Regions from separate parts of the Mus musculus genome. Here region 1 is linked to region 2. A link is a loop called in an ENCODE intact Hi-C map of the cell type or tissue named here. Cell type or tissue: left cerebral cortex. All regions are shown on one strand. Each heading gives the region's core, and the rest is flanking DNA. Links, peaks and the distances in the headings are about the cores only.

Region 1 (15,994 bases), core at 3,704-11,703, 140 kb after region 2:
AGTTTTATGGATTGACTGTGTTAGCGAGCTTATGTTATCCTCTGCCTGCTTCTTTTAGAACGTAAAGGCTATTGAGACAAGGTTAAACTTGTGTGTCACTGGGACATCATTTGGCATATTGGAACAATGTCTTGCTGAAGGAAGGACCCTTATCTGATGCTATAAGGAAACCTGTTTCACATAGATTAAAAGTTAAATGAGGGGGAGCAGTGAGGCAGCTCAGTTGGTAAAGGTGTTTGCCAACAAACCTGACAATCTGAGTTACATTCTTGGAACCCACCTGGTGGAAAGAAAGAGCCTACTCCTGAATATTGTCTTTAATTTCGTTCGTGCACACACACTCAGTCACAAACACATGTAAATGTCCTATAGAAATATTTGACATCATAATTCTCAAAACCAATACTAGCAGGTATCTCTTTTATATAACTGAGAGAGACATACTCTTAACCTTTAGTAATCTGTTGGAGTGAAGGCCATGCTACATGTCTTGTAAGGACAGATTAATAAAATAAGCATGATCTTCTAATTTATAGTGCAAGAAAATTAACAAGAACAAGGATTTTAAAGTATTAAATTGATCAAGCAAGACCTAAATATAAGCCAAGGTGATAGTGAGCAGTTTTAGCATATGACTGGGGTCAAACTGGGTTCAAATCCCAGTGTTATCAAGTAGTGATCGTAGGCATATGCTTGGCCTGTATCACATTTTTAAATTAATTAATTAATTAATTAATAAGGATGGGTTTTTACCTACATATATATGTATGTCTCTGTGCCTGGTGTCCATGGAGGCAGAAGAGGACAGTGGGTCTGCTGGAGCTGGAGTTATAGACAGTTGGGAGAGGCCATGTGGATGCTGGAAACTGAACTTGGGTCCTCTGGCAGAGAGCTGCCAGTGGTTTTGTCGGCTAAGTCATTTCTCTGGCTCCTGTCTCTGGGTGTTTTGTCTTGTTTTGTTTTAAAGTTTATCTTTTCAGGTTAGTCCAAGACTGCCTGAACTCTGTAGCTCTATGCTAGCCTGAAACTCTTAGTGGTTCTCCTGCCTCGGTTTCCCCAAGTACTGTGATTATAGCCATGCATATCTTCTTTAGTCAGTTTCATCTGTAAAATAAGACTGGATGGTGACAAGTCCAGCCATTACTCTGAGTGCTGACTACTTCTGAGCCTGAGCAAGCACTGTAACAGTCAAATCTTTTTTTTTTTTTTTTTTAAGATTTATTTATTGCTATATGTAAGTTCACTGTAGCTGTCCTCAGACACACCAGAAGAGGGCGTCAGATCTCATTATGGATGGTTGTGAGCCACCATGTGGTTGCTGGGATTTGAACTCAGGACCTTCGGAAGAGCAGTCAGTTCTCTTAACCGCTGAGCCATCTCTCCAGCCCGTAACAGTCAAATCTTGAGAATTAGGAGTGAAGCCTAGAAGGGGTGAACACAAGTGCTCAGCACTGATGCCAGACTTTGACACTTCTCACGAACCGGAATCCATTGATTTGTGAAGCTTTTGAATGCCACTGCCATCTTGGTTTCACAAGTACTTTTAGCTATTTCCCCTAGCATTTAATTCTGGGGAAAGAGCCATGTTTCTAAGGTTTTATTTTAGAAAGCAGGAGGGAGCTTGGGTGGAGGGACTGTCTCGTTGCCTGCCCCATCTTTACTCCGCACCTCACATCTGTCAGTTGATCACCCCTTGTCCTTTCTAAAACCTCTCTCTCTGGGCTCCACTTGTTTACACCTCCTGTTTTCATTTCCAGGCTAACCTCTGCTTTGTGGATGTTGACAACCACTTCATTGAGTTGCCAGAGGACTTGCCTCAATTTCCCAACAAACTGGAGTTTGTCCAGGAGGTCTCTGAGATCCTCATGGCCTTTGGCGTTCCCCCTGAAGGGAACCTCCATTGCAGCGAAAGCGCCTCAAAGCTGAAGAGGATCCGAGCTTCTGAGCTTGTGTCTGACAAGAGGAACGGGAACATTGCGGGCTCCCCTTTGCACTCCTATGAGCTCCTCAAGGAAAATGAAACTATTGCTCGGTTGCAAGCTTTGGTCAAGAGGACTGGAGTGAGTTTGGAAAAAGTAAGATGTTGGAACTAAGTTTGTGACAGATTGGATCTGTGTTAGAGTGCTGTGTTCGAGTGCTGTGTTCGAGTGCTGTGTTAGAGTGCCTGTGGAAGCTGCGCTGAGGATGAGAAAAGACCCAGATACTTTTTTTTTTTTAAGTTTTTCTAGTCAGGTTTCTCTGTGTAGACCAGACTGGTCTTGAACTTAAGAGCCTGCCTCTGCCTCCCAAGTGCTAGGATTAAAGGTGTCACCACCGCCCAGCCGATAGTGCACATCTGTGAGCAGTGAAGGGATGGACCAAGTGGGAGACTGAGCACAAGCAGCTCTTCTAGCAGTTGTCACTTGATCTAAGTTTTTTTTCTTAAGATATTTATCTATCTATCTATCTATCTATCTATTTAATGTAAGTACACTGTAGCTGTCTTCAGACACTCCAGAAGATGGGATCAGATTTCATTACGGATGGTTGTGAGCCACCATGTGGTTGCTGGGATTTGAACTCAGGACCTTTGGAAGAGCAGTCGGCGCTCTGAACCACTGAGCCATCTCACCAGCCCCTAAGTCTTTTATTTATTTATTTATTTATTTATTTTTTATTTTTTATTTTTGGTTTTTCTTTTTTTTTCTTTTCTTTTCTTTTTTTTTTTTTTTGGTTTTTCGAGACAGGGTTTCTCTGTATAGCCCTGGCTGTCCTGGAACTCACTTTGTAGACCAGGCTGGCCTCGAACTCAGACTGCCTCTGCCTCTCGAGTGCTGGGATTAAAGGTGTGCGCCACCACGCCCGGCACTTGATCTAAGTCTTAAGTCTGGGTGGCTTCTTGTGCAGGTCCGGGAGAGCCTGTTGCCATCTGTGTGAAATTCTGCAGAGTGAATGGGAAGAACTGAGGACCTTTCATATCCATTGCCCTGTGACCCAAGATTCAGAGCCTAGTCTAGAGCCCAGCTGCAGCTTAAACCAGATCCTGCAGTGCTGAACTCCGTCCAGGGCTACACCTGGCTTTCCAGTTTCTGGATTTGGTGATATTAAGCTTTCTGTGCTTTCTGCCCATGCCTTTACCTTCCCCATTCTCATTGCTGAACACCTTTGGTTAGGTAAATATGAATGTTAGGTTGATGTCATGATTTTGTGGGACTTCCTTTTTTAGGGGTCAGCTATTTCGTTTCTCTTCTATAAAGTACAGCAGAATAAAAATTTTTTTTACCAGTTGAATAGAGAAATATTTAGGAAGATTAAAAATGTATCTCTTTTTTAAAAAGAACAAGCCTTGAAAGGTAAGAAAAGTAATCCCCGGTCTGTAAAGAAAACCCAAAGAAAGGTAACACCTGGAGCAGGCCAGAGCCAGAGCTCGGCCCAGGCCTCTCCTTGTTGGGGAAGTTTGCTCCTTTTGTTCCTTGGCTGGATTGCACTCAGTTTACCACGACTGCATCTCCACTTAGCTTGTTGTTGGATGCCTGCCTTCGGGTCGACCTCCTCTTTTCTCCATCTCAGAATCTCTCCTTTTCCTCTTCCCTTTACTTCCTACCTGGTTGCCAGGCAAGAGTCAACTGCTAAGCCAAATCTCTTTAACTTCTAGACTCCCTCCCTTTATATTTCTTCCCATTTTTACTTTAGTTCTCACCTTCTCACCATTTGCTGCTAAGACCAATAGGGAAAAAATCAGATGAATTTATTTCTTGGCATAAAAGTATAATTGTTCATATCTTCACCTGACCCTCCTGCTTTTTTTAAAGCTGGAAGTTCGTGAAGATCCCAGTAGCAATAAAGATTTCAAAGTTCAATGTGATGAAGAAGAGCTCAGGATTTACCAGCTAAACATTCAAATCCGGGAAGTCTTTGCCAATCGCTTTACTCAGATGTTTGCCGATTATGAAGTGTTTGTCATCCAGCCCAGCCAGGATAAGGAGTCCTGGTTCACCAACAGGGAACAGATGCAGAACTTTGATAAAGTAAGTGAGACCCTGCGGGCAGGTGCACATGAGACACCTTGCAGCTTGAAGAAGTGACTGCATATGACATCACTAGAAAAGTCAAGTAGAGAGGCAGGCATACAGATGATTACGGTTAGGTGATTTACCTCTAGCTGGTGCCCCTTCCCCTTGTTTTGGTTTTGTTTTGCTCTGTGGTCTTTAAAAGGACTCTTTCTCTAGGCAGAGGTGTATATGTAGTTGAATGTCTGGGCTAGCTGTGTCAGATTTTTGGGAAATTGAACTTTTATGAGTGTTAACAAAGGGGAGGAGGGTTGTAATTGGCTTTTCATAAGGACGTAGGATGCTTCAGAGAAGATTTGTCACACTTCAGCTCTTGGGGGTGTTGCCTGTGATGGTCAGGGCTGCTCTATTCTCTTCTCTGTTGTTGACTGCTTCTCTTTGGTTCCACTAGGCATCCTTCCTGTCAGATCAGCCTGAGCCCTACCTGCCCTTCCTCTCAAGATTCCTAGAGACCCAGATGTTTGCATCTTTTATTGATAACAAGATCATGTGTCATGATGATGATGATAAAGACCCTGTCCTCCGGGTCTTTGACTCAAGGGTAGACAAGATCAGACTGTTGAATGTTCGAACACCTACTCTTAGGACATCTATGTACCAGAAGTGTACCACTGTGGATGAAGCAGGTGAGGCCTCCTTGGCCACTGGGACCTCATTGGTAACATGTCCCCTTTCCTCAACATGTATGCTTTCCTCATGGTTTGCCTTTGAGTATGTTATCCATGGCCTGCAGTGTTCTTCCTATTTATTTATTTATTTATTTATGGCAGGGTCTCTATGCCCTGGCTGTCCTGGCACCCACACTCGTAGAGCCCCACCCGCCTCTGCCTTACCACAGAGACTGAAGGTGTGCAGCACCATGCTTTGCCTTCTTCCTCAGTTTTTTTGTTTTTTTCTTTTGGTCTGGAAACTGGTTTTGAGGCAAGAGTCTCTCTTGACTGGCCTAGAACTGCTATTTAAGCCAGTCTGGCCTTGAACTCCTGTCTCTCAAAGTCACTTTTAAAATCAGGATTCCCCATCCTTTTCATTCCCCATAAAGTGTATTACACTTGAAAATGGCCGCATTGGAACAGCTGAGGACAGTGAGGCTAGAGATCTGGCCACCCGAGGCTCTCCTATCTGTGTAAGAGTGAGCAGTCAGTTCTCAGCCCGTCTGTAATTCATGTATTGAATCTGCAGCATGATTGAGTTACTCTTGCCTGTTATCAGAAGATGTAGTGTCATAGGTCTACTGGAATATAGGGTTTAAGCTATGGAATGAAGAGCTAACCAGCCCCCTCTTTAAAGGCTTTTTCAGAAGAAGAGGTGTCATGGTGTCAACTGTGCACTTTGTTCCCCAAGCACCAGAGCTCTCACTGCAGATACACTAGAGCAGGCTTCTTGTCACTGATCTTGAATCCCCAGCCTTTGGAACTGCTCTAGACCCAGTCTAGGCTTCTTCTGTATGTGCCCCAGGGCAGTTAGCTGAGACATTTGTAAGAATTACTTCATCTATTTCTAATTCTTAGGGACTCCTGTCCTTCACTGCCCAATGGACAGGATGTTTTCCTGTTAGTGTATATTTCAGACAAGAGGGTAAAAAAAAAAAATCAGTCTTTTTACTCTATCTTGGTTAGAAGTGAAAGAGGAGTTATTTCTTAAAAAAAAAAAAAGGTTGACTTGAATTTTTTATTTTGAATCTCAGAAAAAGCAATTGAACTACGTCTGGCAAAAATTGACCATACTGCAGTTCACCCACATCTTCTTGACATGAAAATTGGACAAGGAAAATATGAACCTGGCTTTTTCCCTAAGCTGCAGTCTGATGTGCTTTGCACCGGGCCAGCCAGCAACAAGTAAGTGAACCGTAGAGATTCCCCAATGATCATCAGGCACTGTTGTCACTGACAGCCAGAGTCTAAGCTAGCGTTGGTGTACACGGAAGACCTCGGGGGTTTTCTTAGTGTTTTATTATTTTGTGTGCACGAGTATTTTGTCTGCATCCATGCCTGTGTACCACTTGTATGGCTGGAGGCCAGAAGAGGACAAAGATCTTGAGCTGGAATGGCAGATGGTTGTGAGCCGCCATGTGAGTACCTAGAATTGAACTTAGGTCCTCTGGATGAAAGGCTGGTGCTCTTAACCACTGAAGCCATCTCAGTATTTAAAGAATTTAAGAAACAAGTATGGATAAGACCTAAACTATGTAGGTGTCAGGGTGTCTTGTCAGCTTTTGTCTACACTGTACACATTGGGTAACTCTTACAAATTGGATATTCCCGGGACTTGCAAGCAGCCAGGCAGCCGATGGGTTAAAATGACCTATGTGAACCCCATCTAACAGACAGCTATCTAGCTTTATGTCCTTAAACAGAGGTGTTGGGAATAACTGGCCCTGACTGAAGGTCAGGATGGTTGTTTTTTTCCCCAGACAGCTTTGTATCTGCATGTGGAGCTTTGGTAGTTAATTGGAGACAAATGAATGTGGAGCTTTGGTAGCTAATTGGAGACAAATGAACGGCTCACTTTGGGAGGCCTTCTCTTTTGTTCTCTCACTGATTTTTTTTAGCTGCTCACCCCACAGCCTTTGCATTGCCTCTGTGGCTTCCTGTGCTCACCATTAGCTGCCTAGACACTGGAGTTTTTTCTTGTTAGTTGGTCTTAGTGGATCTCTCTCTCTCTCTCTCTCTCTGTTTCTCTCTCTCTCTCTTTGCCTCTATCTCAAGACATGGTTTCTCTATATATGTCCTGGAACTTGATTTGTAGACCAGGCAGGCATCGAACTCAGGAATCTGCCTGCCTCTGCCTTGTGATTGCTGGAATTATGGCTGTCTTTTTATTTTTTGAGACAGGGTCTCTCTCAATGTGTATACCAGGTTGAACTTAGAACTCACAGAGTAGTGAATATTCTTAATGGCCTCTTTTGATATTGTCAGGTGGACAAAAAGGAATGCCCCTGCACAGTGGAGGCGGAAAGACCGGCAGAAGCAGCACACAGAACACTTGCGCTTAGACAATGACCAGAGAGAGGTAAGACGCCTTAGGAATGGCAAGGAGGCCCCTTCTGTCATGCTGCACTCACCCTGTCTGTCACTCTCTTAGCATTTAGTAAGTTGCCCCAGCAGTGACCTCTCCCTGTGTCATTCTAGAGAGCACAGTGTTTTTCATGACAGCCAGCCAGATGATCCTGTATGTTCTGTTACTTGATAGGAATTTCAGAAGATGCCAGTCTGAAACTTGGAGAAATAAATGCCTTTAAAATTGGGGCTTTTTTTTTTTTTGTTTGTGGCACAGTAGGAAAGGAACTAATTTTGTTAAAATAGAAAGGAGGAAAGTAAGCTGGGGTCGGGGCTGTGACTCTTACTCTGAGGACAGAGAACTTTTTCCTGGACTTCTTTGTATCTCAGGTGATTGTGATATTTAGTTTTCAGTGCCGACTTGACACAATTCGGAATCACCTGGGAGGAATCCTAGTGTGTGTGTGGGGGTGTCCAGATTAGGCTGGCCTGTGAGTGTGTCTGGGTGGGACTGTCTTGGTTACCTTAATTGACTTGGGAAGATTCTCTTGCTCTTGGTTGCACAGTTCCCTGGGCAGTTAGTGCTGAATTGTGTAAGAGTAGAGAGAACAAACTGAGAACCAGCATGCTGCATCCTCTCTGCTGATTGCAGATGGCATCAGCTCCCTCCAGTGCCCACTGCTGTGCTCCCTGGTATGATAAACTGTATCTGCAGCTGTGAGCCCAAGGAAACCCTTTCTACCTGAATCTGCCTTGAGTTGCTTTTGTCAGGGTTTTATGGCAGCATTAGAAAAGAACTTAGCTTATTTTTTTCTTTATGTGGATAAGGAGGGGGATGGTTACCTAGTTACTGTTGTGTTGTGCTGAAGAGACATGACGACTAAGGCAGTTCTTAGGAAAGGTAGCAGGCATGTCTAAGCTGTGCATTCCTAGCTACATGTGCTCTAGGAGACCTGCAAATAAACCTGCCCAACATACGACAGTAAATGGACTCAAGCCATCGTTTGTTTGTTTACATATTACAGTTTGTAACTCCATGCCGGGTTCCTAAGTGTAAGCATCATGTTATAACGTCAAACATTTGGCTATGTGTGTGTCATATGCAAATGTTTGTATAAATGCCTCTCATGTCTTTAAATCAAAGGTAGTTTATTATACTCATGTCAATAAAACCAGAAATTGTAGTATTTTGATTTTCCCCTTTAGTACAAGAATTACACTTAAATTTTCTGCTTCCATATATATTTGAGCCCAGGCATAGGCAAGCAAAGAAGGTGTGGGGTACAATGTCCTCCTTGGGAGCCCACCAGTTGGTTGCTATGGTTTCTGTCCATGGACATAAAAGCTCTTTGGTTTTTCTGTTTAATGTAGAAGTACATCCAGGAAGCCAGGAATATGGGCAGTACCATCCGTCAGCCCAAACTGTCCAACCTCTCTCCATCAGTCATTGCCCAGACCAACTGGAAGTTTGTAGAAGGCCTGCTGAAGGAATGTCGAAACAAGGTGAGCTGTGGGTACTCAGTGCTGCTGTTTCCCTTGGCAGCAAAAAGAAGATCATTGCTTGGCTCGGACCACTCCTTATTTTATTTAAAAAGTGTGAGGGTAGGGATGGGGAGAGGGAGGTCAGGACAGCTTTGTAAGCCAGGTCTCTTCTGTCTTCATGTGGGGTCTGATGATGGAGCTCAGATCATCAGTTTGCCATGCCATCTGTCTGCCTCATGCCTTACATAATGGGATAATGCTAACCTTAAAAACTCGTTGCCTTATTAATTTCAGTGTTTTGCATATGTGGAAATGCTTTTGCTTCTCTGTTGTAATCTAACAGTAATTGCTTTTCATATCTAGTAATGGTTTGTGGGGCTGGAGAGATGGCTCAGTGGTTAAGAACACTGGATGCTCTTCCAGAGGACCCAGGTTCTATTCCCAGCACCCACATGGCAGCTCAGTGCTGTCTGTAACTCCCTTTCTAGGGAATCTGACCCCTCACACAGACACACATGCAGGCAAACATTGATGCTTTGTGGACCAGGCTGGCATGGAACTCAGTGTGCCACCACTGTCTGGATAGAAAGATTAGTTTTTAATATTTAAATTTTAAATGTAATTTCTAAGAAAAAGTCTTCATACAAGTCAGAATATCATAATATTTAGGACAACTCAGCTGATTTGTTCTCTGCTGCATCCTGAGAGTTATGAGTGAAATTGGAAGAAATTCATACTTTAAGAAGCTTGGGCTGGGGCCACAGGAGAGGGAGAAGGAGAAGGAAGAAGATGCCGTGGGGAGATGGATCCTGAGAGCATGGCCATGAGGACTGGCCAGTTGAAGTAGGAACAGCCCAGGCAGAACATGGTCTGCCTTCTCATACTTGTCACTTTGTCCCCAAAAAAGCAAGAGAAGAAGAGGAAGAGGAAGGAAGGAAGAAAGAGCAGGAGGAAGGAGGAGGAACAGGCAGAAGAGAAGGAGGAAGAGGAGGAGGAGGAGCCCAATTTATGTTGCCCGTATACTCCCTTGAGTATGGTCAAACTCCCAGTAACAGCCCCTTAAAGAAAATAGTCCTATTCCATGCACTCCCCCACCAGAAGCCTCCGGTGGTGGAGAGCTACACCTCAGCATCCTTAGCACAGTTTTTTAGAGCTCTCTTTGATGGTTTTCTGTATAGACTGTTATTTTTTTGGGCGGTGGGGTAGGATTCTTTGATCAAATTAAGCAAACTTGATTTTCTCTCAGATAAGACTGTCTACCCAAAGTGGGGTTCAAGAGAATAGCATCGAACACAGGAAAGGATGAGGTTTATATTAACTCCAAACTCCAAGGCTAGGGCTAGGTTTCAAGAGTTTTGGTCACATAGAAACTTGGCAGAACCTTTCAAAATTATTTGCCAGAACATCTCATCTCAGCAGAGTGGAGGTGTGGAACATGTCAAATTCCAGAAAATGGTCAAGACATGGTCAAATCCAAGTTTTATAGAAGACAGGAATCAACTTATTTTGACCTTGTAACAAGATAGGCTTTAATCTGGTCTGTATATAGAGTTAGACCCTGTTTCAAACACAAAAAAACCACCCTAGATTATTCTATGAGAATTGATATTTTAAATTTCAGATTTGTTCAATTTTAAGATTTTATTATTTATTAATATTTTAAGGTTTATTTTAGTATGTAAGAGTATTTTGTCTGCATGTAATCTGTGCATTACATGTGTGCCTGGTGCCTAAAGAAGTGATGAGCCTCCATGTGTGTGGTGGGAATCAAACCTGGGTCTTTTGAAAGAGCAACAAGTGTTCTCACCCACTGAGCCAGCCATCTTTGCAGTCCCAAGATTTTGTGTTTTAAATATGTGTGTGTGTGTGTGTGTGTGTGTGTGTGTGTGTGTGTGTGTGTATCTCTGACTGTGTTTGCCTGCCTGCAAGTACACTCAGAGGCCAGAGAGGGTATCAGGTCTCCTGGAGCTTGAGTTACTGGCTATTGTGAGCCACCCAATTCTGGGACTGAACCCAAGCCCTCTTTACAGGAGCAGTCCAGTGTCTAAACCCTGGGCTGTTTTTTCCCAGCCCCCTAGTTTAATTTTTAAACTGAGAGTTCATTCTAAGTCACTTGCGACTTTCTCCTATAGCGTTACCTTTCCTGCTATTAAAACCACTATTGATACATTTCTTGAAAGTTTTCATGTTCCTCAGTCATCTTGGCATTGATGTTGTTACATATTTGTAATAAGCATTTGTAGATTTTTACCTGAAATTATTCTCAATAAGTTCTTTCCTCTTTGAGAGTTATTTTAGATTTATTTCTAGGTTACATGTGCTTGAAGGTCTGTCCAGTGCATTTATTTAAGCCATGAGAATGGGGGAATAGCCAAGGTGGGCATGAGCAAAGGCTTTTATTCAACTCTTTTCACCTCATAAAGGCAAAGATTTGGATCCAGAGTAATGAAATCTCTTGCTAGGATCACTTGCTGATAGCTGTGTTTTCGCCTCCTTAACTGAGCTTTGAAAGCTTGCGTTCCCTATCACCTGGCCCACATGACTATACACTGTCCCTGGGCTTCTTCATCTCATCCTTCTTAGCCCAGCACATGTGCCATGCAGACTGCCACAGCTCTCTGCAGCAGTGTGGTTCTACTCACTGTGGTGATCTGTCCTACTTATCCATTTCTAGACCAAGAGGATGCTGGTAGAGAAGATGGGTCGAGAGGCCGTGGAGCTGGGGCATGGGGAGGTGAACATCACCGGTGTGGAAGAGAACACTTTGATTGCCAGCCTCTGTGACCTTCTGGAGAGGATCTGGAGCCATGGGCTACAAGTGAAGCAGGTAATGGGTCTAGCCTTTGGTTTCACTTCTAGTCTGGGATGCCAGTGGTTCTCAACCTCCCCAATGCTGTGACTCTTTACACAGTTCCTCATGTGGTGGTGACCCTCAACTATAAATTTTTTCATTACTACCTCATAACTATAATTTTGCTACTGTTATGAATTATGATGTAAATATCTGATATATGGGGTAGGGTATCAACAGCTAAGCGAATGTGAGTTCAGCTTTTTTTTTCTTATAAATAAAGTTTATACATCTATGTTTTTTAAACCTTTGAAAGTGGCACCTTTTTCTAGGAGGCGGTGCCTCACACCTTTAGTCCCAGCACTGAGGCAAGAACAGGTGGGTCTGTGAGTTCAAGGACACCCTAGTCTACAGAGATAGTTCTAGGACAGTTAGGGCTAAACAGAGAACCCCTGTCTTGAAAAACAAGATCAAACAAACAAAATGGCATCTTTCTTGGGAGTAAGTTGCAGATCAGCTTGGTTGGTCCTCTACTGTTGGCCTGTGTTTGGAAGTAGAACAGAGAGAGAACTGAGTTGAGGGAGTAACAGACCTCATTAATTACAGTCCTATTAGAAATGAGGCTCTTGCCGGGCGGTGGTGGCGCACGCCTTTAAGCCCAGCACTTGGGAGACAGAGGCAGGTGGATTTCTGAGTTCAAGGCCAGAAGAAAGGAAGGAGGCTCTCAGTGACGGCTGGTCATCTGAAGATCTGAGAGAAGCAGAGTGTTTGGTCCTTGCCACATAGAACTCCAAGAATCTCCTTGTTCCAGTGACGTGCTTTTCAGTGATAGTCATAGCCGCCATCTTTTATTCTCATGTTCTGTTCTGAAGCAAGGTCTCATGTAGCCCAGGCCACTGTGTAGTCCATGTGTTCAAGGGTGACCTTGAACTCCTGGTCCTGCTACCTTTCACCGTCTAAGTACTATTACAGACATGGTTAGTGCAGTGCTGTAAATTAAATCCAGGGTTTCATGTATGCTAAGCAAACACTCTACCATTGGATCTAATTTTCTTTTTTTGTTATTGTTGTTTGTTCTTTTTTGTTCTTGTTTGTTTGAGACAGGGTTTCTTAAGACAGCCTTGGCTATCCTGGAACTCTGAGCTCTGTAGAGCAGGCTGGCTTCAATCTCAGAGATCCAACTGCTTCTGCCTAAGATTGCTGGGATTAAAGATGTGCACCACTATACCTGGCCCTAAATTTTTTTTTATTAATTTATTTTGTGTGTGTGTGAGAGAGAGAGAAAAGTTGGGGGAAAAGGTCAGCAAACAACTTGCAGGACTCCTTTCTCTGTTTCTGCTCCTTGGAACACAAAGATTGGACTCCAGTGGCAAGCTCCTTTACCCACTAAGCTATCTTTAGTAGAATGGCCTTGAACTCACTGTATAACCCATTACTATGTTGATTTACCACTAAAGATAGAGTTCCACACTACAAGAAGGCAGGCTATATGCAACTATGAGGATGAGATAAACTATAAGTAAACACACTAGAACCCTGGCATCTGGAGAGCCAAAGTTGTAACTGCTGACACATAGCTAGTTTTCCTTTTTGCCAAGGCACAAGTTCAAATAACATCTGGGAGTCTGAGTTAAGGGAGCAATCTGCCCCTTAATGACAGGTCAGTTGGTCACCCTCAAACTGGTTTCCTTTATAATCATCCTTCAAAGTGTCACGACTCATGTGTGCTTGTGTGTGTGTGTTTGTGTGTGTGTGCATGCACATGCACATATGCAGACCTCAGGTGTCCTTCATTTTTATTTTCTTTTTGAGACAGGGTCTTTCTGTAGCCATTGCTGTCCTTAACTCTCTGATCCTTCTGCGTCTACCTCTGGAGTGTTGAAATTATCGGCATGGACTACTACCCTTGGCACCTGCTAGGCAAGCACTCTGCCAACTGAGCCATATCCCCAGCACTAAGATGCTTTATTTTAGAGATTTAACATGGTGCTTTATTATTAGCAAGCACTGAGATATGATAGCATCTATCATTATTTTCATTAAATATAACACTCACTTTGTAAGATTATTTATAAGTTATGTTGCTAACATAATATATACTGAATTTTTATCAACTACATAGGAACTCAATCATGAATATGAAATATTTGTCACCTGTGATAGTTATAGGGGCTGGGGAGATAGCTCAATTGGTAAAATGCTTGCTCTACAAGCATGAGGACCTGAGAGTCCTGTCTCTAGAGCTTACATAAGGAAAGCTAATAGTGGTGAGTGTTTGTAATCTCACTGTCAGGGAGGAGGAGACCAGTAGATCCCTGGGGCTCACTTTGGATAGCAGGTATTTGATGAAGTACAGGCCATTGAGAGATACTGACTGTCTTAGTCAAGGTTTCTATTCCTGGACAAAACATCATGACCTGGAAAGAGAGGCCCATTGGACACGCAAACTTTATATGCCCCAGTACAGGGGAATGCCAGGCCAAAAAGTGGGAATGGGTGGGTAGGGGAGTGGGTGGGTAGGGGAGTGGGGGGGGAGGGCATGGAGGACTTTTGGGCTAGCATTGGAAATGTAATTGAGGAAAATATGTAATAAAAAAAACAAAACAAAAAACATCATGACCAAGAAGCAAGTTGGGGAGGAAAGGGTTTATTCAGCTTACACTTCCACATTGCTGTTCATCACTGAAGGAAGTCAGGACTGGAACTCAAGCAGGTCAGGAAGCAGGAGCTGATGCAGAGACCATGGAGGGATGTTCTTTACTGGCTTGCTTCCCCTGGCTTGCTCAGCCTGCTCTCTTATAGAACCAAGACTACCAGCCCAGAGAGGGTCCCAACCACAAGGGGACCTCCCCCCTTAATCACTAATTGAGAAAATGCCTTACAGCTGGATCTCGTGGAAGCATTTCCCCAACTGAAGCTCCTTTCTCTGTGATAACTCCAGCCTGTGTCAAGTTGACATAAAACTAGCCAGTACATTGACCTTAAAAAAAAAAAAAGATTGGAACTGGGCATAGTTTAATCCAGCACTTAGGAGGCAGGGGCAGAGGCAGAGGCAGAGGCAGGAGGATCTCTGTGAGTTTGAGGCCAGCTTGGTTTATTTATCCCAGCCTGCAACTAAGGGCAAGATGAAGATGCCTTTAAATGTAATAGGGAATTTAGACACTGTTACACAGACTCTTGACAGGCTAGGTGTGTGTGTGTGTGTGTGTGTGTGTGTGTGTGTGTGTGGGTTTAGGGTGGACAGGATATGACCTTGTCCAGTAGAGTATTTCAAGGTTGTCTTTTACACCCCTTTGAACACACACCCCATTTTAGCTCCTTTGTATGCTGGTTGGAAATTATTTCAGCTTTGGTTATCTTCCTTCTGTCTCTCCTGGGTTTTAGTAGATGATGTATGTATGCCCATTGTGTGTATTGGGGGGAATTAAAACAGCAATTCTAGCAAAAAGTGGTTCTTGCTAGTATTTTTACAAAAAAATTGTTCTTTGCATGTTGAACATCATTAGTAGTTGTTTCTCCCTCCCATTGCTTTCAGGGGAAATCAGCTTTGTGGTCCCATCTGTTACATTATCAGGAAAACCGGCAGAGAAAACTCACATCAGGAAGCCTTAGTACCTCAGGTAAGGCAGTTTGTGCACTTGTGTAGACTGTTTCAGCTCACTTTCCTGTCCCTCTCTACAGTGATCGTTACGATTCCTGTGTCCAGGCCACTGAAGCTTTTACTTACAGTGTTTTCTGTTTTAAAAAAATAAAGCCACTGGGCTGGAGAGATCTCAGCTTAGTGCTAAGTGTGTTTGTTGTGGGGTTGGAGAGAGATGGCTCAGTGGTTAAGAGCACTTGCTACTCTTCCAGAGGACCTAGGTTCGGTTCCCAGCACCCATATGGTAGCTAACAGCTCCAGGGAACCCAACACCCTCTTTTTGCCAGGCATAAATACAGTGCACATACATGCAGGCAAGGCACTAGTAGACATGAATAAAATCTTTTTATATAAAAAAGTGCTCATTGTTCTTCCAGAGACCCATAGTTCTGTTCCAAGCTCCATGTTGGATAGATCACAACTATGTGTAACTCAGGCTCCAGAGAATCCAACTTCTGGTCTCCATGGGTGTGTGTAAAAACACACACACACACACACACACACACACACACACACACACACACACACAGCTTGCTGAAACAGCATCACCTGCATCACAATGATGTTCTCATTATCTGTTTCTGGACCCTTTTGATTAATAAAAGTAAGCAGCCTAATTTGGCTTCAAAAATGGACTGTAAATTAAACACAGAAAAACTGGGTTTTACTGTGGTCCTGCAGTTTGCAAGAAGCTTTTTTTTTTTAAATTTTTTAATTTCTCTGACATGGGCATAGAGGCCAGAACAGGGCATGGGTCCCTGAAACTGGAGGTACAGCTAGTTATGAGCCACCATGTGGGTGCTGGGAATTAAACCTCTGGTCCTCTAGAAGAGTAGCCAGTGCTCTTAGCTGCTTAGCCTTCTCTCTAGGACTCCTCACCCCTACCCCACAAAATAAAACAAAAGCAAAAACAAAATAAAAAATACAACCTGGTGTTTGTAGGGACTCCAGGGATAATCTAGTCCATTCTCTTTATGAGGAAAAAAAATAAAGTCTAAAAAGGAATGAGATTGTTGTAAGATCATGCAGTAAGTTA
Region 2 (15,994 bases), core at 5,195-13,194:
TTTGGGGGTAAGATCCCATCCAGCTAAATTTAAATGCAGGCGTGACGGCACACACTTTTAATTCCAGAAGACAAAGACAAACTGATCTCTAACCTGGGACATAGTAGGTTGTAGATGAAGAAAAGCTTACATCCAGCATGGTGGTACATCTCAATCCCAGCAGTACAGGAGACAGAGCCATGCAGAGCTCTGGGTTCAAGGTTAATCTACAGAGCAAATTCCAGGAAAGCCAAGCTTAGGCCATGAGGAAGTTGGAAAACAGAAAAGTGGTAATAGAAAAAAGGTGGGTTGGGGGCTAAGGGGAGAATGTTCCAGCCCCAGTAAGAATCAGAACACGGCAGCTTTGGCCATGTGGCACTGGCTTTAGAGTGAAAAATAGAAGGGACTACTGGGACAATTGATGCTGGTTAGCTGGAGCTAAGAAATTGGTGGTGATTAAAGAGACCAGGATGGGGCTGGAGAAATGGCTCAGCTGTTAAGAGCACTGACTGCACTTCCAGAGGTCCTGAATTCAATTCCCAGCAACCACATGGTGGCTCACAACCACCTGTAATGGAATCTGATGCCCTCTTCTGGTGCATGAAGATGATGACAGTGTACTTACATAGCCAAGGTTGTACCTCGTGCTGCAGCTGTATTTGGTAATGTGTAAGAATCACCCAGGCTATTTGGAAGGCATGAAGAGGTCATGAAGAACAGCTAAGCAGTGTGAGAGGCTATGGAAGGCCATTGGTGAAGGTACAGTCTCAGTTGCAGTTGATGGCCCAGGACTGAAGGGATCATGCAAAGGATTTGAGGCTTGGCACCATGAAGAGAGCCTATGAGAGGCTATTGGTGATGCCTAGTTGCAGTGGAAGACCTCAGTATATTGAGGATGCCAGTACCATGGGATGATCACCAAGAACAGTGACAGAAGTGGAGTGGATCAACCTGACCTTAGACTGATACAGAGTGCAGAGCTGGAGAAGTGACGCTAGCCCTTTGGAAGAGTCCAGAAGATCATGTGTGGATCCCAGACATTGGAACAAGAAGCTGTAACACTGAAGTTGCCTTGAAGATCCTAAGATTTTTGAGATGCCAGAGCCATAGGATATTTGCTGAAGAATGCTGCTAATAGGGAGTGGAACCAGCCCAGGAGAAAGAAGTTTGTTACTTTCAACAAAGATGAAAAAGGAGCTGGAGATCTGAAGACTGCTTTGACTAGACTTGGAGATGCAGAGTTTGGAGTTTGCCCAGCTGGTTTCCTGTCTTGCTTTGGGGATTACAGGTATGGCCCCCATAGACTCATATATTTCAAGAAGCCTATGGGGGTCAGGGAGTGGAATATGATGGTTTGTATATGCTTGGCCCAGGGAGTGGCACTATTAGGAGGTGTGGCCTTGATGGAGTAGGTGTGTCACTGTGGACATGGGCTATAATACCCTAGTCCTAGTTACCTAGAAGTCAGTCTTCCACTAGAAGCCTTCAGATGAAGATGTGGAACTCTCAGCTCTGCCTGCACCATGCCTGCCTGGATGTTGCCATGCTCTCACCTTGATGATAATGGACTGAACCTCTGAACAAGTAAGCCAGCCCCAATTAAATATTGTCCTTTCTAAGACTTACCTTGGCCATGATGTCTGTACTCAGCAGTAAAATCCTAACTAAACATATACAAATATAAAATCCTGGCCAGGCTAAACATACACAAATATAAAAATCTTGGCCAGGCATGATAGTATATGCCTTTAATCCTAGAATTTAGTAGGCAGAGGCATGCAGATCTCTGTGAGTTCGAGGCCAGCCTAGTGTACAGAGAGAGCTCCAGAATAGCCAGGGCTACACAGAGAAACTCTTATTTCAGAAAAAATAAAACAGGGCTGGAGAGATGGCTCAGCAGTTAAGTGCACTGACTGCTCTTCCGAAGGTCCTGAGTTCAAATCCCAGCAACCACATGGTGGCTCACAACTACCGGTAATGAGATCTGACACCCACTTCCGGTGCATCTGAAGACAGCTACAGTGTACTTATATATAATAATAAATAAATCTTAATAAAAAAATTATAGGGTGGGTTGATACTGTTTGAACCAATGACAAGCTGAGGGTATAAATTTCAGGTGACTAATGCTTAATATGCACACTGTCTTAGTTAGGGTTTTTCGGCTGTGAACAGACACTATGACCAAGGCAAGTCTTATAAGGACATTTAATTGGGGCTGGCTTATAGGTTGAGAGGTTCACTTCATTATCATCAAGGCAGGAACATGGCAGCATCCAGGCAGGCATGGTACAGAAGGAGTTCGAGAGTTCTGAAGGCTGCTAGGAGAACATTCCCTTTCAGGCAGCTAGGATGAGGGTCTTAAAGCCCACCCCACAGTGACACAGTGACACACCTACTCCAACAGGGCCACACCTTCTCACAGTACCACTTCCTGGGCTGAGTATATAAAGCCATCACATACACCATACTGGGCTTAGTCCCTGGCACTAAAGAAGACAAATTCTTTTCCTTATAAGCAATTTTGCTTTTTAGTTTCTCTGTATAACCCTGGCTGTCCTGAAACTCAACTCTGTAGACCAGGCTGGCCTTGAACTCAGAAATCTGTCTGTCTCTGCCTCCCAAGTGCTGGGATTAAAGGTGAGCACCACCACTGCCTGGCAGCATTTTTCTTATTATATACTAGACACATATTGTTTTCTTTTTAAAAATAATCATTTAGGACCAGCAATGGCTTATTGGATGCCTGCCATCCAACCAGACAACCCATTAACTCCTGGGACCCATATGGTAGAAGAAGAGAATCAATTCTTCTGACCGGCCCCATGATTTTAAAGACAGTACCTCATAGAGCCTATGCTGGTCTTGAACTTGTTCTACAGACAAGAATGACCTTGACTGCATTTCTGGCTCTCCTGCCTCTACTTCAGTGCAGGGATTACAGGTATGAAACGCCACACAGGGTTTATTCACTGCTAGATGAAACCAGGGCTTCATGCATGCTAGACAAACACTCTATCAACTCAGGGGGGAAGCTTTTTAAATAGTCTGTAAAAACATTCTAGGGGTTGTGAGCAAGCACAAGAACCTCAGCAATGTAAAAACCCATTAAGAAGACGTTAAATATCCTGCCCACAAATGAATCATGAAGACAGACACAGCTCAACTCTATAGCTCCTGGTTATTACCTACAAGACCCTGGCTTTGACCTCAGTCAGCAGTAAAAAGAGATATAAAACAGTAAGATATGTGTCCAAGATGTGTAGTTAAGAAAAAAAGCAAAGGGTGTAAAAGTATTCCTGGTATGAAACACCCAGGTTTTAAAAACTGTATGTAATAACAAAGCAAGCATGCTATATAAATTCAAATAGTATCCCCCAGGAATAGGAAGGAGTAAGAGATAAATGTACAGGGACTAAAATTTTAATATCCCATCCTACCCCCTGCAGAAGTTCCAATATAGAATAAGTGCTTTACCACTGAGCTATAGCCAAGACTAAAAAACTTATTTCAATTCCTGGGTCCCACATGGTAGAAGGAGAAACTGACTTCCACAACTTGTCCTTTGACACAGGAACACCCAAACTTGTTCTCCCTCCCCCCTCTCTCACACTCTTGCACATATGTGTGGACACGCTTTTCTTTCTTTCTTTCTTTCTTTCTTTCTTTCTTTCTTTCTTTCTTTCTTTCTTTCTTTCTTTCTTTCCTTCCTTCCTTCCTTCCTTCCTTCCTTCCTTCCTTCCTTCCTTCCTTCCTTCCTTCCTTCCTTCCTTCTTTTGGTTTTTCGAGACAGGGTTTCTCTGTGTAGCCCTGGCTGTCCTGGAACTCACTCTGTAGACCAGGCTGGCCTCGAACTCAGAAATCCGCCTGCCTCTGCCTCGAGAGTGCTGGGATTACAGGCGTGGGCCACCACCACCAGGGTGTGGACACACTTTTAAATAGGGAAAAGATACAAACATTTCTCCAAAGATTGACAAAAAATAAACAGACAAATGCACAACAAGTGATTCATTTCACTAGCAATCAGAGAAGTGCAAACAAAACCCACAAGAGATGCTGCCACTCATTCTCAATAGGATGTCTATGGTAATATAGATGCCCTTGTGTGGGGTGAGACGAGGACTGTGAGACAAGTAGCTAAGTTTAAGAACAGCCTGGACGACATAACACAACCCTGCCTCAAACAGAACGGAACAAAACAGAGGACTAGGAAGAACTGGCAAAGGCGGCATAATCCCAGCACTTGGGAGGCAGAGGCAGGAGGATCTCAGTGAGCTCAAGCCCAGCCTGGTCTACAAAGCAGGACAGTGAGGACTAAACAGAGGTACCGTCCTTCAAAATAATAAGTAAATAAAAATAAATGAACATTACAAAGGCATGAAGAAATTAGAAATTATGAAACCCAGACTGGCCTTGAACCTCTAGCAATCATCATTCTATTACCCATGTGCTGGGATTACAGGTGGGCGCCCGGCCCCGGCTGTGAACACAGCTCCATTAGGGCATTACACCTGAGACAGAAACCCTGTCTAGAGGATCCAGACAATGACTTATGAGTAAAGGTGCTTCCTGCCAAGCCTGCTAAGACTCAACTCCCTGAGCAGGGCGTGGTGGCACACGCCTTTAATTCCAGCACTCGAAAGGCAGAGGCAGGCGGATTTCTGAGTTCGAGGCCAGCCAGCTCTGGTCTACAGAGTGAGTTCCAAGACAGCCATGACTACACAGAGAAACCCTGTCTCAACAAAACAAAACAAAACAAAACAACAACAAGACTTAACTCCCTGAGCCCCACATGGTGGAAAGAGACAACGCACTTCAGCTAGTTGTCCTCTGAACTCTGTACATACACTATGGCACAAACACACCAAGAAAATGAAAAAAAAAATGTAAATTTAGGTAGCTGGAGAGATGGCTCTGTGGTTAAAAATCACTGGTTGCTATTCTAGATGACCTGGGTTTGGTTCCCAGCACCAACATGATGGCTCACAATCAATCACTATAACTCCAGTTCCAGGGGACCTGACCCCTTCTTCTGGCCTCCCTGGGCACCAGGCCAAGTATTTTCTTGTTTAGTTGTTTGTTTGTTTGTTTTCATTATGAGACAAGGTTTTTCTGTGTATTCCTGCCTGGCTATCTAGAAATTCCATCTGTAGATTCACCTGCCTCCAGAGTGCTGGGATTATAAAGGCATGTACTAGCTCTATAGGCTTATTTTTCCCATTCCTGAGACAACCTCCAGTGTGACTGACTGCTGGCCTCCAATTAAGTACACAGCCAAAAATGACTCTGAACTGATCTTCCTGTCTCTACTCCCAAGTATGTATAGGTATACATTAGCATGGTGAGTTAATTTGCAGTCTTTAGGCCCGAATTTAAGGCCTTGTACCTGGTAGGTAAGCATTCCCCCACTCGCTATATCCTCAACCTGCTCTTCTCGTAGGATAGGGCCTTACTCCTAGGTAACTCAGGTTGGCCATAAACTCAATCTGTAGTGGAGGCAGGCCTTGAATTTGAAATTTCTCCTATTTTTGCCTTGATAGCTTAGATTTCAAAGTTGAACTACCAGACTTAGTTTGGACTATTTTAGGTGAATTTGAACGTGTGTATATTCTATCAAAAAGCTGTTATTAGTATACTTGAGATCAGGAACTCAGTGTGTAGCTAGCTGTAAATCTGTAATAAAGAGTAGTCTTGAAATCCTCTTGCCTCAGACTCCGATTGCTGGAATTATAGACAGAGACACCATGCCCAGATAAAACAAACCAAAATAAACAAAGGGGAAGAGTATTTGTAGAGTCGATTGACTCATCTCCAAATACTCAAAATGTCAGGGTAAGATTTATGCTTATTGTTTTGTGATCTTTACATTTCACAATGAATTTACTATATACTTAGAATGAAGAAAGTGTTAAAATGTTACACAAGTTTTTGCCGAATAGGGCTGAACGCATCTTTCCTAGTAAAATTTAGGACCAAACTGAACACAATCTGAAACGTGCAATTTCTCACATTCCCAACGGAATATGCCAGATGATTTGAATATTTCAAAAGGGAAGGCAGAACTTGATTCTAAACAAACAGATGGGCAGTGGTATTCATTTCTACTTATTGAAACATCGTTTAATGAAAGGGAGAAAGTAAAAAATGAGTGAACGAAAGTCCCATTATAAAACATTCCAAGAGACTATTTTTGAATATTCGATGTTAGGCCTCACAGACTTTTGAAGAAAAAAATTGTGAAAACGAATAAATGTGCCTACGATCAGAATAGGAAGAAACCCGGGGGCGATATGCAGGCGTGTCCCCAGCCGCGGGCCCCGCGCCCCTGCTGGGGCCTGCTGAGAACCGAGGCCCGGAGGCCCAGTCCGACCGGCTTCCACACCGAGCGAGCGCCCAGGGACTCGCTCCGCGCGAAGGTCAGGTCGAGCTGAGCCTCCCGGCTCCCGAGAGCTCCACCCTCCCCTCCTGCTCTCCCTCCCCTCAGCGGCCCCCTAAGGGGACAGGCGGGGCGCTGGGTGAAGGGGGGTGGGGTGGCGTCCTCAGAGGGAAAGGCTCCGCCGCCCTAGAGTGGCGGCCTCGGGTTATTAATAAACTCCGATTCTGCCCGGGCTGCGCTACGAAGGCGGCCGTAGGATCGGCCAGGCCTGAGGACCAGCATAAGCAGCTGGAGGGAGAGCCGGGGCCCGAGTGGGCCCGCGCCGCCGCACTGAGGGCGGCGGCCGGGCGGAGAATAATGCACACTGGGTAAAAACACATTTATATACGAACCTCCGAGAAAATTTTCCAACAATTCCTTCGTCCGACCACCATGCACCAGGACAGGAAACAGCCGCCCGGCCCCCAAGCCCCGCAACCCGCATAGCAATTCTGAGTCCCGCCCCTACCCTCCATTGGGCTGTCTTTACGTCACTCACTGGAAGACTCTTGCTCTCGATTGGTCTAGATTTAGCTGACGGGCAGGAAACCGCCACTAACTACGCCCACCTCACCTGCGTCATTGTTGCCTGACCTTCCTACCCGCTCATGAGTGGCTGGCGCCAGGTACGGAATCAAAGCTTCTGTGCCTGACTGGATGGCGAAACTGCTCATCGCGGACCACTCCGCCCCACGGACGAGTGAATTATGCCGATTCTGGGGCCCCAGCGGGAGGCGCCATTTTGTAGCAAGGGAGGGAGGTTCGTCCTTTTGATTGCCCGGGAGGGAAATAGGGTGATGGGCGCCATTTTCCCTACAGGGCTAATGTGGAACCCATGGAGCTCCCGGTGGCCCTGCCGGAGCGTGTATCGGAGGCCGGATGGGCCTTGCCTTTCTATTGCCGAGTGTTATTTCATTGGAAGGTTAGAGGAAGGCAGGAGGGCGGCCCGAACCTCCCACGCGCTCCCTAGGGGCTCTCGGAGTCGGCCGAGGCCTTCGCTTTGGGTCTCTGTGCCTAGCGCAGCTGATGCCGGAGACTGGGTTCGGAACCTGCCTGCCCTTCCCCAATCTCCGGGCATGACCATGCCATGGGAGGTTGAGCTTTCTGCTTCTGCGGAGATCCCGGCGGAGCCGAGCTTCCGCTGGGAGGCAAAGCGAATGCTCTTAGTGTGTCCGTGGACTTGTGGTCGCTCGGGTCCTTTGCATGCGCTTTCCCTGTTTTGTGAAACTGAAGGATGAAGAAAGCATCTGTTGGGCTCTTTAACCTATTGAGACATTAGTTGTGGCATGTGGTACGTTTTTTTTTTTTTTTAATCCTCTCGGCCCAACCCTTAAGCCATTTCCAATACAAGGCATTTCAGATAAGAGTGCAGTAGCCGCAGTACCAGGTGTATATTCCAATAAGATGAGGAGGTTGACCAGCATTAGCCGTCAGTCACTTGCATTTCAGGTGATGTCATTGATGAAGTCGAAAAATAGCCGGGAGAAACTTGAGTTTGTAACTAAATCTAGTCGGAACCTACAGTATTACCTTCTCTTGCCCTCACCCCATCTGAGACTTTAGTTTGCAGTATAGTTCAGTAGGCTATGAATTTAACCGGAGAGTATATCCCTAAGTGCTAAGAGTAGGCTGTATAGCCTATGCCACATAAGGCCCAATAAATCACAATTTTAAAATATTAATCTAACCAGGGCATAGTTACATAATCGGTACTCAAATGTCATTTGAAGGATCTCAGGACTTAGAATATACATCCTTTTATGGTTTTTGAGAGTGTGGCTGTCTGGCCTTGTATTTGCTATGTAGAGGGCAATTGATGACATGATCTTGACCTAATCCACCCACAACTCCTATCAAACCCTGGCAAGAAAGGTACATGACACCACTACTTTGTTTTGGTACTCTTGGACCTTTCTACCTCCACATGGCCAGTAATGGGATTATAGATAGGCATGTGCCACCATCTCTGGTTCTGAACAGTATTATTATTTTTTGCTTTTTTTTCCAGATGGGGTTTCTCTGTAGCCCTGGCTGTCCTGGAACTCACTCTGTAGACCAGGCTGGCCTTGAACTCAGAAATCCGCCTACCTCTGCCTCCTGAGTGCTGGGATTAAAGGCGTGCGCAAGCACTGCCCGGCCAGTATGAATATTGTTATGAACAATGGTTAAACATTCCTAGTGCAAATGCCACCACCATCTTGTTCATGGGTTTAATCCTCAAGGACACAAAACACTTGGACCCTTAAAAATTAGAATATGGGTCTCCAAGGTGAACAGCCTCTGGCATGTTGGAACAATGTAGCAGGAGATGTCAGAAAAGTTACCACAGGGATAACTGGCTTGTGGCGGCTTTTTGATCCTTCGATGTCGGCTCTTCCTATCGTTAAGCAGAATTCACCAAGCGTTGGATTGTTCACCCACTAATAAGGAACGTGAGCTGGGTGAGCTGAGTTTAGACCGTCGTGAGACAGATAAGGAGGTCGGCCAGTTCCTCCTGCCTTCTGCAAGAGGGTTCCCAGACTGCCCTTTGAGAATAAAATGGGAGGCCACAACCAAAGTCTTTTGGATAAAGCACCACCATGGACTATGCACTAGCACTAACCCGTTTGCCTGCCTTCCTTCCCAAGGCATAGATCTTACCCAGCATGGGAAAGATCCTCCCTCCCTCCCCCCTTCCACCATGCACTCAATAAAATAAAATGAATGAACGAAAAAAAAATTAGGGCATGACACTGGAATTTTAAAAAAGATTTTATTTAATGCTTCAGTGCTCTAACTGTATATACTGTATATATACAGCATGCCAGAAGAGGGCATCAGATCCTATTACCACCATGTGGTTGCTGGTTATTGAATTCAGGATCTCTGTAACCACTGTTATTTCTCCAACCACAGATGGCATTTTATGATCAAAACATTAAATCATTTTTAAGTTTAGTAAATCCTATACCTCAGGGTACTCAAGCTGTTAGGTGTTGTGATTTTATATATTCTATATATAGTAACCGTTTTAACATCACAAATGTCTCTAATTCTTTGTGAGCTTTGAAAGCATGAATATGTAGAACACTGATATGCTAGGCACATCTGTTTTTAAGATTGTTTTGGTAAGGTTAGGGTGGTACTAAGAGCCTTCCACTACTTGTGGATACCAGCCCATCAGTTTTGTGATTTGCTAGATTTTCTTGATTGCTTTTCAGGGCTAATGTTTGGACTCAAATCCAGCCTAATTCAGGCTATGAAAGCACTCTTGACACTGGAATTACAATTTTAAGGACTTATTAAGGCATAACACTTTTTAAAATGACTTCTTGCTACAAGCAGCTAAAGTCACATAACTACAACCCAGTGAATATGTAAAGCTAGTCTAATTTTTCAGATTCTACATTGTTTATCCTAAAATCAAGACACTGCTTAGCAATCTTTGGTCCACCTAGGTCATTTTGGGATAATACATGAGCTGAGAGGCCTAGGCCTTTTAAGTTAATTGCTCTATCAGGGCCATTTATTCTCTATTAATGATCACATTAATGTAGGGTTTCTTTCTCAGCTCATTGGCTGAAATAGTACCACAGGGATCACTACTGTTATTTTTGATTGGCTTTTCTTTTGAGACATGGCTTCTCTGATGCATAGCCCTGGCTATTGTAGAATTCATTCTGTAGACCCAGCTGGCTCCTAAGGCATTCAACTACCTGTGAAGGAGGGGACTAAAGGCATGTTGAAGGGTTTTTTGTTTTCTTTTTTTGGGTGTGTGTGGGAGCGTGGCATCATTTTGGTCCCTCTTTATATGCTCAAACAGAATAACCTTGTCAATTCCTTGGTAGGTGTGAAAAAAAGATTCTATCTGGATTACATGTAGATCAACTTGGAATACACTTGTGATAGATATATGCTTAGCCCAGAGAGTAGAACTATCAGAAGGCCTTGTTGGATTAAGTGCTCCCTGGAAGCCAGTATTCTGCTAAGCAACTTTTACACAGCACTTCGGGCACCATCCTACCTGGATGCTGCTATGTTGTCATCAGCTGCCTTGGTTGTGGTGTCTGTTCACAGCGTAAAACCCTAAGAAAATACTGTAGCATTAGCAGATCTACATTTGGCAACTTGAATCAATTAAAAATAAAAGGAGTGCACATCTTTGCTTGTGAGGTAAAGGGTCTCTATGTTGGCAACTTGACCCACAAAGTTCCAGTATAGCAAGACTAGCTATTGAAGCCAGTCACTTTTTTTTTTTTTTTTTTTTTTTTTTGAGACAGGGTTTCTCTGTGTAGCCCTGGCTGTCCTGGAACTCACTCTGTAGACAAGGCTGGCCTCAAACTCAGAAATGCCTCTGCCTCCCAAGTGCTGGGATTGAAGGCATGTGCCACAACACACGGCTAGCCAGTCACTTCTTAACAGGCATGGTGCTATAGTAAGTTCTGGCCTTTTATGACCAAATAGCTGCTAAAGACCTTGAAATAACACTTTTTTTTTTATCATGGCGGACTTATTTAATATTAAGACTGTATAATTTAGTCATTTGCCCAAATATCATATGGCACTCAAATACAGGGAGACTTATATAGAATCACTTTAGTTAGTTAAAGTTACAACCTAGCTCTAATAGACCTCTGGGAAATACTATTTGTTGTTCAATTTAAGAAACTGTTCTGGACCGGGTGTGGAGGCGCATGCCTTTAATCCCAGCACTCGGGAGGCAGAGTCAGGGGGATTTCTGAGTTCCAGGACAGCCAGGGCTGTACAGAAAAACCAAAACCAAACCAAAAGCCAAAAACAGAACCAAAACCAAAAAAATAACCTGTTCTGGGTCTGGAGAGATAGCTTGAGTCCCAGGTTCAATTCTCACCATACACATCTCACAGCTAACCATCTAATTCCTGAAGACTGAATAAGATCCCCTGAACCCTTTGGTAAAATTTAGATGTGTGAAAAGAACTCAGATAAAAATTCCAGGTTAAGTGTAAGAAGAAAATTTTGATTTGCCTGCTATATTGTAACTATTGATTCTAACTAAAACTACCAATTCTAACTTGAAAAATATATAACCTCTGTAAATGATAATTTTCATTGTGTTTAAAACCAACTTAAACCTTTTTTGATATATGGTTTTCTAGTAACAATGTGAAAATTGGATTAATTTAAATATTAGTGAAGTTTAAAAATTAAAAAAAAATTGATTAGGTACAGAAATGTAAAGGAAGACAATAATGTTAATTACATTATGCACCCCTTCACACAATGTTGAATATAAATTCCTAACTCCATTTTTATTGTACTGATTTTATAGAATAGTGACATTCCCTTAAGCAACCTAGGGTATACACTTGGTGTCGTAACTATGAGACAGGAGTAGAAGCACACTTGGTTAACAATTTGCACCCACACAATTAGAGATTGCTTTCCTTTTGCAAACATTTTAGTATTGAGAAATACTTTGATTCCTCCAGAGGCAAAATGGAAAGCTAAACAGTGCCAGCATCAGGGCTTAGTACACAAGAAAAACACAACACAAAGGGTTTTCTTAATTATGCATTTTAAATATCAATATGTGCATTTCATTTGTACAATTATAAATTTTGTTTTAGACAACAGTATGTAGTAGTTTTGAATCCACTGAGATGTTGCTTTCAATTTGAAATATTGTGTATACATGTATATAAAAAATAATCCAATGTATGACTCATCTGACAGATGTTTAAGATCAATAAGGTCTCATCTTTGAACATGCATTTAGGAAGAGAGGGGAGAAGCCCACCCCGCTGCCCTGTTGTTGCTGGCTTATTTCTGCAGTGGTATCAATAGTGGTTTTTAGAGGGAACCATGTGCCTTCAGTCTTCAGAGTTAGGATAAGATACCATAATCAAGACAGGGGAGGAGAAATGAGGAGAGGGGAATGGGCAGGTATTAATCTTATAAATACATTTTGCACTCTATCTGGTACAAGATAAAAACAGGTTAATGGGGGTAAGGATTAATTAGGAATAAATTGCAATCAGATCAAGACATAATTGCCGAATTAAGTTCTTTTAATAGATTGCATATATAGATGTTTAGCCATACTCTAGATCAACTCTTTAAGAGTAGAATTTTATATCCAATTTACATGCTTCAGATATCACCTCTGTTTGTTACATAAGGTCTTGTATCCAAATGTCCACTTGTACACTGAGAGCTTTAGGAACAAAAAAGGACACAGAGAGAGTTGCCATTTTTAGCAGCAATGAAACATCACTAACCCCTTTTTACATACCGAATTCAAGTCACTACCAGAGGTGAGTGCACCACAAAGTCACCAGATACAAAATTGCTAGTTCATTTTTAAATTAATAATTAAACCTGAAATTACCCCTGCCCCCCACCCCATTACATCCCTTTTTATAAACAGCAAACAGTTTTGCTTTTATACATAGGCTAGCAGGCTTGTTTCAATATGAAAGTGCTAATTCATTTACAGATTTTAAAATCAGTTATGTAGTGCTACAATAAATGTCCAATCTACATAGGAACAATCTGGTGAATGAAAATGATAAAGACCGAATAAGGCTATCGATTACCTTATCATATTTACATATAAAGGATACCCAATGGTAAGGAACAGACAGAAATAGGACAAATACTTAGAGGTGTAAAAATTACATCTACCTTTGAACTTTATACTGTAAATGAGACATTTTAAATAGTCCTGTAGCCCATGCCTATTTTTTTCCTCAGAAAAAGAAAAGCTGCCTTCATGACATCCCCTCATTTCAGATTTCCACAGTGTCTCTTGAAGCTTCAGAGTCAGGATCTTACTTTCTTCAAAAAATAAAGAAAATAGCCCCCCAAGTTAACCCCTCCCCAAATCCCTCTAGTTTCTCGTCCAGTGCCAGGTTACATGATCAGCTCCCACCTCCTGGGGTTTCTGTCCTTCTATTGATCAGTTAGTAGTTAACATGAACCGGATCTGGAACCACTACTAGGAGGAACACAAGCTCTTCACTACACTCACACAGCAGGAAAGAAAGTGGAAACTCAATTCATCCCCGGTGCTGGGCCTCCAAAATTGAAAGAACTTGGCACAACTGGTGCACTGAATTTGTATCCTCCATGCTTTTCAATCATTTTGGACTCTAGAAAAAAAAAGGGGGGGGGGGTGAAACATTAATGGTCAACTGATCATCAACTTCTGTGGAAAAAACTGACAATACATTTACAAGGAGAGTTTAACTGACACATACACTCCCTAAGATGTATATACAGAGTTCTTAGCCAATTTTGATTTAATGTTTAAAGGCAAAAAAGACTTTACTTTTTTTTGTTTGTTTGTTTGGTTTTTTTTTTTTTGAGACAGGGCTTCTCTGTATAGCCCTGGCTGTCCTGGAGCTCACTTTGTAGACCAGGCTGTCCTCGAACTCAGAAATCTGCCTGCCTCTGCCTCCCAAGTGCTGGGATTAAAGGTGTACGCCACCATGCCCGGCTGACTTTACTTTTCATAATGCAAATAAATCAAGGGCTGGAGATGGCTCAGCAGTTAAGAGCAATGACTGCTCTTCCATAAAGCCTGAGCTCAATTCTCAGCAACTACATGGTGGATAACAACCATCTGTAATGGGATGGAATGCCCTCTTCTGTGTGTCTGAGGACAGCTACAGTGTACTCACATAAATAAACTCTATAAAACTAACCCATCACAAAAAAAAATGCACCTAAAACTAAAATCTAAAATACATTAGAATGATATGCTTGATCCTTATTTCAAATGGCAGGTTGGATATAGATAGTTCCAGAAAATGGTCAGGCTGCATATTATATAAGGATACATTTTTAAATGCATAATGAAATGTTTAAAGATGAAATGTCTATGATTCTAATATTTGTAAGAAAAGTGGTAAGTCCAAAAAACTTCATACTACAATTCAGTGCTTAGACCACAAGCCCACATATGTTTAGGTAATGTTAAATCCCTTTAAATAATTTTAAAGCTCTAAAGTCATTAATCTCATTAGAGATAGTATGGCTCACTAACATACCATGGGCTGCTCTTCTTTGATCAGCTAGAGTTGCTATGTCCTGTAACTGTTTCCTTTGCTCTTCATTAAGACCGTGAGTCAAAGCCTGATACCATACAGGATTGCGATTTTGAATAGCTGTATGGGGGAGCAGGAGAAGGAGAGAAAGAACATTATATAAATAATGAAATAAAGAGAACCAACTGCTTCTTTCCATCCCGACACCCCACTGCGATTAAAGGCATAATTCACAATTGCCTGGCTCATCAATTTATATATATACATATAAGTATATATATTAGACTATAAAAATGAAGACATCGTATGGTTCACGGCATTCTTAGTTCTAAGAAATTGGCCTATGTATGTCCTCTAATCTCCATAGGTACACGTGGGTACCCATTACAGACACATCTACAAATAACTAATACAGAACACAATAAAAAATAGGGTTAGTATAGGTTAATAGGAGAAATTGCACATAAAAACTTATATGTAGATGAAGAATGTGCATATATCAATTTTCAAGGGCTGGTTGTCTAGAATGAAGCTCTGAGGATTTGATCTCCTGTGCTACATAAGCCATTTGTTCTGTGATTCTATAATTCCAGAATTTGGGAGCAAGAAGCACGAAAGCCAGAAGTTGAGGGTCCTCCTCAGCAATTTAACAAAATAAGCCAAGGCTGAAATATAGAAGATCCTATCTCAAAAAAGAGAGGGAGGGAGAGAGAAAGAGGGAAAAAGGATCCTTGATAATGGAGGAGCGTGTGATAATGGAGAGAGAAAGTCAGTGGCTGTTGCTCCTGCAGGGCCCTGGGTTCCTCATTCCCAGAACCTAGGCGGTAGGGAAGGACTGAGTCCTCTGACCCCTGTGTGCACACAATGGCATGGTTAACAGGATTTTGTTTTTAATTATTTTTTCAATTAAAATAATCTAAACTGCCAGGGAAATGTTGACACATGCATTTCATCACAACACTGGGGAGGGGGTTAAAAAATTACTGGTATCTGCGTTAAAGACCAGCCTGGTCTACAGAGTGAATTCAAGGATAGCCAGGGCTACAAAGAAAAGACATAGGAAGCTGCGTTCTCCAAAATAGGTGGAAAGAATTCCTATACCTCAAAGCGAACAAATACTTTGCTTCACTTCTTGTCTAAGGGACAGACACAAGAATAAATTTATTCAGTTAAATGGCTCTATCTATATGAAAGTGACTTACTTTGAAATATAGCTTTAAAGATTTGATACTCATCAACAGGGTTGTCTTCATCATCGATGATTGTGGAATAGCCTTCCAGAGCAGTCTCCTCAGCATCATCTTCTTCCCAATCTTCATCATCTCCATCCTCACCAGCTTGTTTAGCCAGGATCTCCAAATATTCTTGTCCATCTTCATCAATATCATCTTCATCACTCCCCAGTTCTTCTGCCAATTAAGTTGTTCATGACAATGAAATGTTCTGCTACTCAGCAAAGTGACAATTAACTCAAAACTCTTAGTAAATTATAAATATTGGGAAAAAGAAAGAACAGTTCCAGGAATAAAATACCACTCACAGGTGTCCATGAACCCTAACTAAAATTCAACGGGCAATAAAATAGTAGAAT

The links. Hi-C counts contacts between places; a loop is a spot of excess contacts. Peaks named below come from ENCODE experiments on the same cell type or tissue, not always from the same donor. Only the 100,000 strongest peaks of a DNase experiment are listed, where the experiment ranks them.
Region 1: it touches region 2 in a loop (2.5-fold over the local background); 8 of 42 quality-filtered maps call a loop at or near these places.

What each region holds. Positions count from the first base shown.
Region 1 is chr7:109,907,275-109,923,268 of GRCm38, reverse strand. Dennd5a (DENN/MADD domain containing 5A) reads left to right here. Exons shown (of 23, transcript NM_021494.1): 6 at 1,758-2,075; 7 at 3,792-4,007; 8 at 4,441-4,675; 9 at 5,734-5,884; 10 at 6,965-7,058; 11 at 8,417-8,548; 12 at 11,202-11,354; 13 at 14,854-14,938. Among named protein-coding and RNA genes, the nearest start is that of Dennd5a, 45 kb to the left of the region's middle. In left cerebral cortex, for the core only: a CTCF peak has its summit at 7,725; no DNase peak of the experiment used is centred there.
Region 2 is chr7:110,052,529-110,068,522 of GRCm38, reverse strand. It overlaps Ipo7 (importin 7), which reads right to left. Exons shown (of 25, transcript NM_181517.5): 23 at 15,606-15,812; 24 at 14,407-14,523; 25 at 11,914-13,506. The coding sequence ends at 13,409. Zfp143 (zinc finger protein 143) reads right to left here and starts at 6,812. Exons shown (of 16, transcript NM_001374618.1): 1 at 6,748-6,812. In left cerebral cortex, for the core only: CTCF peaks have their summits at 7,557 and 9,199 (motif pointing right); DNase peaks (open chromatin) are centred at 7,823, 8,133, 8,946, 9,196 and 3 more places; H3K4me3 peaks cover 2,545 bases; H3K27ac peaks cover 2,964 bases.